Regions from separate parts of the Homo sapiens genome. Here region 1 is linked to region 2. Evidence: read pairs that join two places in POLR2A ChIA-PET (ENCODE). Cell type or tissue: MCF 10A. All regions are shown on one strand.

Region 1 (5,000 bases), 470 kb before region 2:
GGCTGAAATGTGGCAGAGCAAGATTACAGCCTACGTCTGCCTTACTTCTAGTCCATCCTGTTTCCACCTTACCTCACTTCTTTAGCATGGCCTGGAAAGAATTGTGTACTTCTTCATTAAATGTATCTTTGTTTTATATTCTTTTGACTATTCACACATGCTGATTGCTATACTTTGGGCTTCAGGGGAGTATTTATTACCTGTTTTGAAAGAAGGCCCTTTAAAGATGATTTTAAACATTTTTCAAGTAAATGCAATAGCTCTTGTTTATTGCTTCTTGCCATGTGGAATTACTGTAAATCCAATTAGTTTGATCAAGTTCCCTGTAGACATGGTGTTGTTTGGCACAGATGTTATGTTTGATCCTGACATTATGCAGTAGAGAGACATGTTTCAGGATTTGCCAGGGTGGTCAGCAGAACAGGGCAGCTGAGGACAGGGACTCCTGGCATCACAACTGCCTCCTAGTCTCCCACTCCCCTAAGAGGGAAAGGATTTCCTGGAAAGCCCACGCAGCTGCAGGGTTTGGTTGCTGACGTTCTGTCTGTTTTGAAGTTATAGTCAGGGCAGGCAGCAGCAGGGGTGGAGTTGGAGTGTACAAAATGGAATATCAAGAGCCCTGAAGTCAGCAAAAAAATTAATGTAGACAACACTTGAAAATAAACGAACATAGACCCTCAGCATGCATTGTGAGGCTTCCTCTCCTGGGCAAAGGTTCCCTGTTAGTATACATCCGGAAGGAAGACTGCAAGGAGGGTCCCGTGGTGCACATATTAAATGAATTAATTTATGTAAGGCACTTAGAAAGCTGCCTGGCGCGTAGCAAGTGCTCAACAAATGCAATCACTATTATTATTACTTAATAATGTGTTATTATTACTCAAAGATGGGTTACTACTGTTGCTCAAAATGTGTTTTATTTTTATTGTTACTGCTCTTATTACAAGGTAAGTTGTGAGACTTGGTACTCGGAAACTAGAATCATGGAAGAAACCCAGGTTAAAGACCCACCGGTAAGGCCATCTCACCACATGAGGTGAAAACCTAGTTATCAGAAGAGCGATAGTGTAATACTGGGTTATAGATAAGAATCTTTTTTTTTTTTTTTTTTGAGATGGAGTCTCGCTCTGTCGCCCAGGCTGGAGTGCAGTGGCGCAATCTCAGCTCACTGCAAGCTCTGCCTCTCGGGTTAAAGTCATTCTCCTGCCTCAGCCTCGCGAGTAGCTGGGACTACAGGCGCCCGCCACCACGCCAGGCTAATTTTTTGTATTTTTAGTAGAGACGGGATTTCACCGTGTTAGCCAGGATGTTCTTGATCTCCTGACCTCGTGATCCACCCGCCTCGTCCTCCCAAAGTGCTGGGATTACAGGCGTGAGCCACGGCGCCCGGCCGTAGATAAGAATCTTAGAGCTGTTAAATATCCCTATGCTAGATCAAGATGGGTCCAGGGACCTAAAGTTGGCTGGAGCCCGCTGGTGGGATTCAGTGCGGAGCAAACAGGTAAGGTAACTGGCTTGCCGTTATACAAAATGTTATTTTTTCTTTTGTTTTTTGTTTTATTTTGTTTTGTTTTGAGACAGAGTCTCGATCTGTGGCCCAGTCTGGAGTACAGTGGCACTATTTCAGCTCACTGCAACCTCCGCCTCCCGGGTTCAAGCAATTCTCCTGCCTCAGCCTCCCAAGTAGCTGAGATTACAGGCACCTGCCATCACGCCCGGCTAATTTTTTTGTACTTTTAGTAGAGACAGGGTTTCACCATGTTGGCCAGGCTGGTTTTGAACTCCTGACCTCAAGTGATCTGCCCACCTCGGCCTCCCAAAGTGCTGGGATTACAGGCGTGGGCCACTGCACCCAGCCAAAGCTATCGTTTAGTAATAGTTTTAATATCAACTATAGCAGTATTTGAATAAATTAAAATCATTAAATAATTATTTATATTTTATCTCCTCATTGCTATTTAATTGGCAACTATTTAATACTGAGGCCAGAATGATAAGATGAGAAAAGAGAGATAAAACCACAATGCATTTATATTTCAAGAATTGTGAGCTTAATGTCCACCCTGCATTGTTAGAAGCTGCTTGGAACAGTTGGTGTCTCTGAAATGTTATCACCTAAGGGTCCACGTGGAGATGACAGTGATAGAAGATGAAGAAACTTTGTCCAGATGTTCTGGGTAACTGGAATGTGAATATCCACAGGTATTTGTTGAAAGAATAAATGCATGCCAAGAGAAGGGGAGGCACAGTGGAAGGTGAGTGGCACATACTTGAAAATGGCCCAACTTTCACCAGTAAATAAAATCAGCAGCATGCAATCGGACACTTACTGGGCAAAAAACACTTGCTGATGAAATAGCCATAACGTTTTCCTTTATACTCACTTAACATATCTGTGTTGCAATTGCTACAAAACTAGGAGAAATGTGGTTTTTTCCTCATGTTTCTTTTTTATATAATTTTTCAGAATTAAACAATGCCTAGCACTTTGTCTTGAAACTGATGTGGCTGAAATACTTTTCATGAACTTAGGAACTAACTGACTAAGGAATAGGATATGCAATGAATGATTGAGAAATCACTAGTTGATTATCATAAACCAAAACTCAATACATGTACAAAGTATGTAAACTGGAAAATGATCCAATGCCTTTTTTTTTTTTTTGAATAGCTGAATCAGTGGTTGAGTTTGTCAAGTTTCATGAGTTTGACTGTCATCACAATGCAGCGTTTGCATAGTCCTGACTACATGACTTACAATTTTCCAGTGAACCCTCTGGCTAAAACTGCTCTTTCTTCTTACCCACATTTACACTAATATTTATTCTAGAAATTCCTGAAAAATCAGTCCTGACACTACCAGGCTGACTTCTGTTCTCTGCCTTGTCGTGGAGCTATCTAAAAGCAGCCGGCCATGGTCATTCACCTATAGTTACCCTTTGCTCCAGAAACTTCGCTGCAGCTTCCCCTGTGTTTATTTTAAACCTTAAATTTGAAGAGCAAGATGATGAGAAAAATAGCATTGAGTCTAACCAGGGCTTCATAAATGTGTTGCCACGGCTTATCTCACTACATGAACCACTGCTGTGGGATTTGGGGTCTGGTTAGGGAAGATTAAAGCGGTGGGTGGTGCAGCATTCTTTGCTTAAAACCTAAAATACAACTCCTTCTGCATTAAATACACAGAGGTATTTCAAAGCCAAGTATGTGTGTAATTAAAGTAAGAAAGTGCCAGCTTTCTGTGTGCACCTCAAGCTTCAGACAGCCACATGTGCTCTTTGTCAAGCCTTGGGAGGGCCAACAAATACACTGAGCTGCCAGGAAGATGTGAAAAGAAGCATTAGATGCTGGAGTTCCAGTTGAATCCTTTGGCAGTGAACAGCCCTGCAGGCTCATGCCCGCACAAACTTGGTTATGCATCTCCTTCCTTTTATTCACAGACACAGAGTGAAGATACAGCTCCTGGTAATTTCAGCACAAGGCTCTCAATTCTTAACTGGGGCAGCAGGGAGCTGGCATCCGCATAAGCTGGATATGGCTTACTTGAGTGAATGGATCGCGTGCCCGGTATTGACATCCCAGATTCTTTAGGGTTGTACCTAAATAAAAAGATGGAAAAGGAGAAAGTCTCTTTTTTTTCCATCCAGGAATCACTTTCAAACCCCGTATCATTATTCATGAGTTTTTGCAACGTAAGCATGGCGCCCCTTTCACTTGCATTTTTACTTTCTGTTTTCCTAATCACCTGTCTCTTGGGTACATTTTATCTGTCCCAAGCATCCTTACCTTCCCTTTGCCTGTCTTCTTTCCTTCTCTTCTGTCTCCCCTGTCTGTACGTCTTTGCATGCTCTCTCTCTTCCTCTCTGGACCTCTCTGGGTCAGGAAGGCATTTAGCGAGGAAAGCATCTGAGGCCAAACAGCATAGATTTTCTCTTCCTCCTCCTCACAGGTTCTTTCTCTGGAAGGGGGCTTCAGAGGAGAGGATCTTCTTTAGCTCCATCCTCTTGCTGGGCAGCTTGCTCTCCAGACAATTCCCTTGAACTTTTCCACAGCCCTAGCCTTCATAACTCCCCAACCCCAGCCCTGACCCCAAGATTCCAGGTCCTAACTCTGGGCTCTGCCCTGGCTTGTCTGAAATCAGGTGTCCTGGATGAAACAGAAAGTCAGTCAAGAGTTAGGTTGCTTCCCTCACCACTGACAGATATGTGAAACTTCGACCAACTAATTCGAACTCAGAAGATCAGGAGTATGGTAGGATCGGAAGAGCCTGGGACTGGGCTCGGAAGATCTGCAGCTTGTCTAATAAAGGAGCTTGGCACCTATAGGAATCTCAGTCTCCTCATATTTAACTAGAAGACAGTTGAGCTTCTATTCAAATATTGATTAAAGTTGTTTTCCTGATAACCTCATAAGTCTACAAAGGAAATTTCCTATGGAATGTAAGAGAGAGTCAAAAGGGGAGGCAAATTAAAATCTTTATGTTGTGATATTGAGTATGTTTTGTTTAAAATGTGTCATGACTCAGAAATAGCTTTGTACTGCTCAGCAAATCCTGGCCATAAAAGAGCTGTGACTCCTAAATATTAGTGATGTTGACTCTTTGAGCAAGACAAGCAATCAAGTCCTTGGACATGTCCGCTCCACCGCCACACTCCTGCAGAGTGAATCCTAGAAATGCAAAGATGCCGCTGGGTTTGACGCAACAGCTATGGGCAGAGGAATCAGTGAAAACTGGCACTGATATTGGAGGGTGGGAGCAAGGTAGTGGGGGGCAGGGAGGTGACAGGCTGCCCTTGGTGTCAAATCCAAACTGTGGGGTGACGCCCTGAGTCCTTTAGATATAGGAGGTATGTCTATATCTGTATCTGTCTATATCTATCTATGTCTATGTCTGCATCTGTGTCTGTGTCTAGCCCTAAATCTATATCTATCGCTATCTATATCTACATCTATTATCTATCTATCTATCATCTATTATCTATCTATCTATCTATCTATCT
Region 2 (5,000 bases):
GGTTGACCAGATATCTTCAGTCATTCATTTTATGTTTGTATTTAATTTTATTGAAATGCTTAAGTAGTCTATCTTATCATTATAAATGTAGTTTTACCTTTATATATTTCAGTAGACATTCATTTAGAAAGAGTTTACAACTCTAAGCCATTAAGCATCAGGATTGCTGTATCTTTTATTTGATGGAGGTGGAGTGCATAACATTATAAGTATTTATACGTACACACATTTTTGAAAAATGCTGCATATATGTTGTTTATATTCGAATGGGTTCCAGTGTCTAGCTTTAAACCAAGTTCTGAGAAAAACGTATGAAAAATGTCTTCTCTTTCTTCAAACCAATAAAAGTTATGATAGCAGAGAATGTCATAAATTGGTTGTGGGGTTTTTTGGTTATTATTTTAGGGATAACCTAACACACATTATTCAGGGCCTGCTTTTCTCTCCCTTGAGGGATCTGTAGCATTCTTGATGTCATGAAAATAGAGCACAAGATTGGAGTTATTAATCACTGTACTTCAATGGACTTTTTCTTATTAAAATGTTAACTTATTAATTTTTATTAACTTATTAAAGTTTAACTCGTCCTTTGAAGAATCTTGTATGTATTCTCACTTGGACACATTCTTATCATATCAAGTATATTAGAAGTTGTTACTCCCAGGTAGGGTCTTAATCTATGTAACGTTGTATGTGTAATTTTACAGAAATTTGTAGTTCCTACACGGATTTTCATCCTGTGTAACTCTAAGGAAATTCATTAGCCTGAAATATGCAAGCTACAAAGGATGCTAAATAAGTCTCATTACTTTATAAGATGTAAACATTGAGCTTTAATGAGTGTTCTAAGGCTGTAGAAGACCTCTTTTTTGAATTAAGTTTGTTAAGAATGTTTTAGTCTTTGCTTTTGTCTGTTAATGTTTATAATTAATCAGACGATATTTATGTTTATTATTTACTTTTGTGATTAGAGATGCTCTATTCTATTTAAACATATTTTAAAATATTGTAAACATTGCTGTTTTCTTGTGGAACCTTTTTTTCTTTGATTTCTAACAAAATCAGGAAGGAATATAAACATAAACATTCACAGTGGTTTTGGAAATGAAACAGTGGGAATCTACCACAACAGAGTGTTTAACTGAAATATGACTACATAAAGCAGGTGAATTGTTTGAGACATTTAAACTCTATTTGAGAATGTTAATTCCCATACTCAATATTTATTTTCTCCTGGCAAGTGAAAGTGGAGGAGGAGGTTGGGTTAAAACCTTCTTTCTTCACAGGAGGCATAAGAATGCTAGCATTTAAAATAGACATTATTCTTTTGACCATGTAGGACTGGACTCTAAGAGTCTTTCCCTTTACTTTTTTAACCTATTCAAATTTCCCGCATACTCTAAAATAAATAAATAAATTATTATTTAGTAATAAATGACACACGATAATGATTCTAAAGTCCTTCCACAAAGGTGCCAACAGTCATATCTTTGGATAACCATATACAGGCATTTTAAGGACTGTTGGAAACAGGATCATTGACACTGATACGTGCAAAATCAAAGAGCTTTCATGGGCTTTTCTGCAACTAATAAATTGAGTCTTGTCCCAGGTTTGACGCATAGTCTGTCCACTATGTCTGTGATCTACCTAATGGTTATTTTCCAGGTCATAAAATATATATGATTCACACAGGTGGCTGGCACAACTTCCAGATTGCTTTCTTAGCTCAAGCAATCTGTCCTAGAGGGAAAGCCTCTTGGACTGCAATCCACATTCCCCACCCCAGGCAAGATATTAACTTAAAAACAATTATCCTGATGATTCTACTTATATGTAAATAATTAAATAAATTATTTAAGTGATTATAATTATTCTTCACTGGTAATCTATCATGCACAACAGGAATTGGAATTCATGGGGGTTCCCCCGCTAAGATTATTCAGTGTGTGTTGTCAGTATTAGATTTCCCTTGGCCAGTCCAGGCAGCTTAGCTAGTGATATCACCCCCATGCATGTCCCTAAGGACTCTAAGCCACTGCTTGCCATGCCCCTTGTAGATTCAGCCATAGGTGCTGCATCTACAATAAAAATTGATCAAGAATATCATGAGGGTGCCCAAGGGCTTCATTTGATGCCAGACGTATTACTCCATTCCCATTGTTGTGTGACAGCACCCCAAATCCTCTGATGATCATGTTAAAGGATTCTGCCAAGACGGTGACTCCTTATCTTGCCTGCTGATTTTTTTGCAAAAAGATCCCAAAGTGCCCAGCATTAGCTTAAAATTCAGTGGCATTCTTGCCATGGCTTCTGGTAGAAAACTGCTTTTCTGTGAATCAGGATCTCTGAATGCTGAGAGTCCAGAAACGTGGGGGATGAGAAGCCCAAATTTCTCAGTGCGTCACTGGGAGAGCTTGCTTTTCCCTTTGGCTTTTTATTCTAATGCAAGTGTACACTCAGCCTTTTAAAATTTTTTAAAAATTTTAGATGTTTTCTTCTTATCCACTTTTAGGATGTTGCCTCTTCCTCTCAAGCTCTGCCAGAGGTGAAATAGTTGCTGTGTCCTGTCTCTTTTTGGAGGGGCTTGCCACTCGATGGAATTCAGCAGGACTTTGTAATGTTAGCTCTCTGGGTTCCAGAAAAATTACAGTTTTGTCAGTGATCTGTTTTTTGTTGTTTATTTACAGGGTTAGAGTGACAGCAACATTCTCTTCCAGCTTTGTGTAGCCTACGTATAAGTAGAACCATCAGGATAATTGTTTTTAAGTTGATATCTTGCCTGGGGTGGGGAATGTGGATTGCAGTCCAAGAGGCTTTCCCTCTAGGACAGATTGCTTGAGCAATCTGGAAGTTGTGCCAGCCACCTGTGTGAATCATACTTATATATTTTATGACCTGGAAAATAACTATTAGGTAGATCACAGACATAGTGGACAGACTATGAGTCAAACCTGGGACAAGACTCAATCTATTATTTCCAGAAAAGCCCATGAAAGCTCTTTGATTTTGCACGTTTCAGTGTCAATGACCCTGTTTCCAACAGTCCTTAAAATGCCTGTATATGGTTATCCAAAGATATGACTGTTGGCACCTTTGTGGAAGGACTTTAATATCATTATCATATATTCTTTTCATGATGCTACATGGTTGTTCCTCCTGGAAATCTGTTTTTTCACTTCAGCATATGGGTTCCAGGTTTGAAAACTGGCTCATATCCTGAATCTCAGTAAGATATTTTTGGATGGTAGGTGGTGGGGTGGGGAGTAAACACATTCTATCTTCTGATCATCCAGCATCCATTCTTTTGATTGTACACCCTGAATAATACTCTTGGTTGACTGTCTGTCTATTTTACTCCTTGGACACCATGTTCTATTAACTATCTCATAACTCTCTAAGGGTCAGTGTTCCTGCATGTGACTACAACCTTGACAAACATTATAATTACCTCTACCTGGCTTATAATAATTGGATATTACCCTATCTATCTTTTCAGGATTCCATCATGTCCATTGTGGTCAGTGAGCCCATTCCATAATACCACCTTCTACCATCAGTCTTGGCCTTCAGAGGAACATCAAGTCTGAACTTCTTAGTGATGTTTTTCCTTTCACCAATGTGTTCCTTGTAGCCTTGGTAAATGGTCTATCTTTAGTGCCTTTGTATGAAGTATAGTCATCTGATGGGCATTCTGGCTGAGAATAGTATATTTGTTCAAGCATGCTTACTTGAGCCTTTTAATCTCCCTGGCATTTCTCTATTACTTAATGCAGGTCCGTGCTTTATTATTTCTTCCAGGAGCTGTCTGTATTAGTCAGGGTTCTCCAGAGGGACAGAACTAATAGGATATATGTATATATGAAAGGGAGTTTATTAGAGAGAATTGGCTCACACTATCAAAAGCTGAAGTCCCACGATAGGCCATCTGCAAGCTAGGGATGAAAGAAGCAAGTAGTGGCTCAGTCTGAGTCCCAAAGCCTCAAAGAAGGGAAGCTGATAGTGCAGCCTTTACCATCTTAAAGCATGTTTACGTTGTCTTTCAGTCTTCTTTTAAGGGCATCAAATCCTGTATCCCAGGATTTCCTATCCTGGGATAGCACCATCCCAGGATGGTGCTATCAAATAAATAAACTATCTTATACAACTTCATGTTCTACCTTTGGAATCGAGTCCTTGAGTATTCTCTGGGCTACAAGTAGGCAAGGTTTTGTAGATCCTTTTGGTTACAGTCCCTTGCTTCCTGTTTCAGGTGCAATTCATTCTGCTTGGGTTATGTTGTGATTTAACCCTTTTATTGGTTTAGTGGCTGGAAAGGGGAGGTAAGGGCAGATCTTGAGGGGTGCATTTTGTCTTTCAGGGGAGAAAATATTGCAGCACTATCCTTAACAAGGGAGTAAGCATTAGTTCTTTTTTTTTTTTCTTTTTTGAGATGGAGTCTTGCTGTGTTGCCCAACACTGGAGTGCAGTGGTACAATCTCGGCTCACTGCAATCTGCACCTCCCAGGTACAAGTAATTCTCTTGTCTCAGCCTTCCAAGCAACTGGAAATACAGGTGTGAGCCACCATGCCCAGCTAATTTTTGTATTTTTAATAGAGATGGGGTTTCACCATATTGGTCAGGCTGGTTTCAAACTCCTGATCTCAGGTGATCCACCTGCCTCGGCCTCCCAAAGTGCTGGGATTACAGGCATGAGCCACTGTGCCCAACCAGCGTTAGTTCTTAATAGGATCAGAGAAGTCTGGAGTTTCAAGATTATATTTTTTCATCCCATGTGTCTGGGTTTCAAAGTAGAACTGTACCCTGGCATAGCTGACCTGCTGAGATCAAGAGGCCAACTGCACTCTGTAACTCTTAGGATTAAGTCCTGGACCTCATCTTTTTTTTTTTTTTTTTTTTTTTTTGAGACGGAGTCTCGCTCTGTCGCCCAGGCTGGAGTGCAGTGGCGGGATCTCGGCTCACTGCAAGCTCCGCCTCCCGGGTTCACGCCATTCTCCTG

What was found. Peaks named below come from ENCODE experiments on the same cell type or tissue, not always from the same donor. Only the 100,000 strongest peaks of a DNase experiment are listed, where the experiment ranks them.
Region 1: POLR2A ChIA-PET joins it to region 2 with 5 read pairs; 1 of 35 experiments calls an interaction of 5 or more read pairs at or near these places.

What each region holds. Positions count from the first base shown.
Region 1 is chr4:165,503,879-165,508,878 of GRCh38, forward strand. It overlaps LOC105377520 (a long non-coding RNA gene), which reads left to right and starts at 1,322. Exons shown (of 3, transcript XR_939419.2): 1 at 1,322-1,501; 2 at 2,203-2,255; 3 at 3,441-3,524. In MCF 10A, no CTCF peak of the experiment used is centred here; a DNase peak (open chromatin) is centred at 2,223.
Region 2 is chr4:165,969,254-165,974,253 of GRCh38, forward strand. All of the region lies in intron 1 of TLL1 (tolloid like 1), which reads left to right. Among named protein-coding and RNA genes, the nearest start is that of TLL1, 99 kb to the left of the region's middle. In MCF 10A, no CTCF peak of the experiment used is centred here; a DNase peak (open chromatin) is centred at 2,868.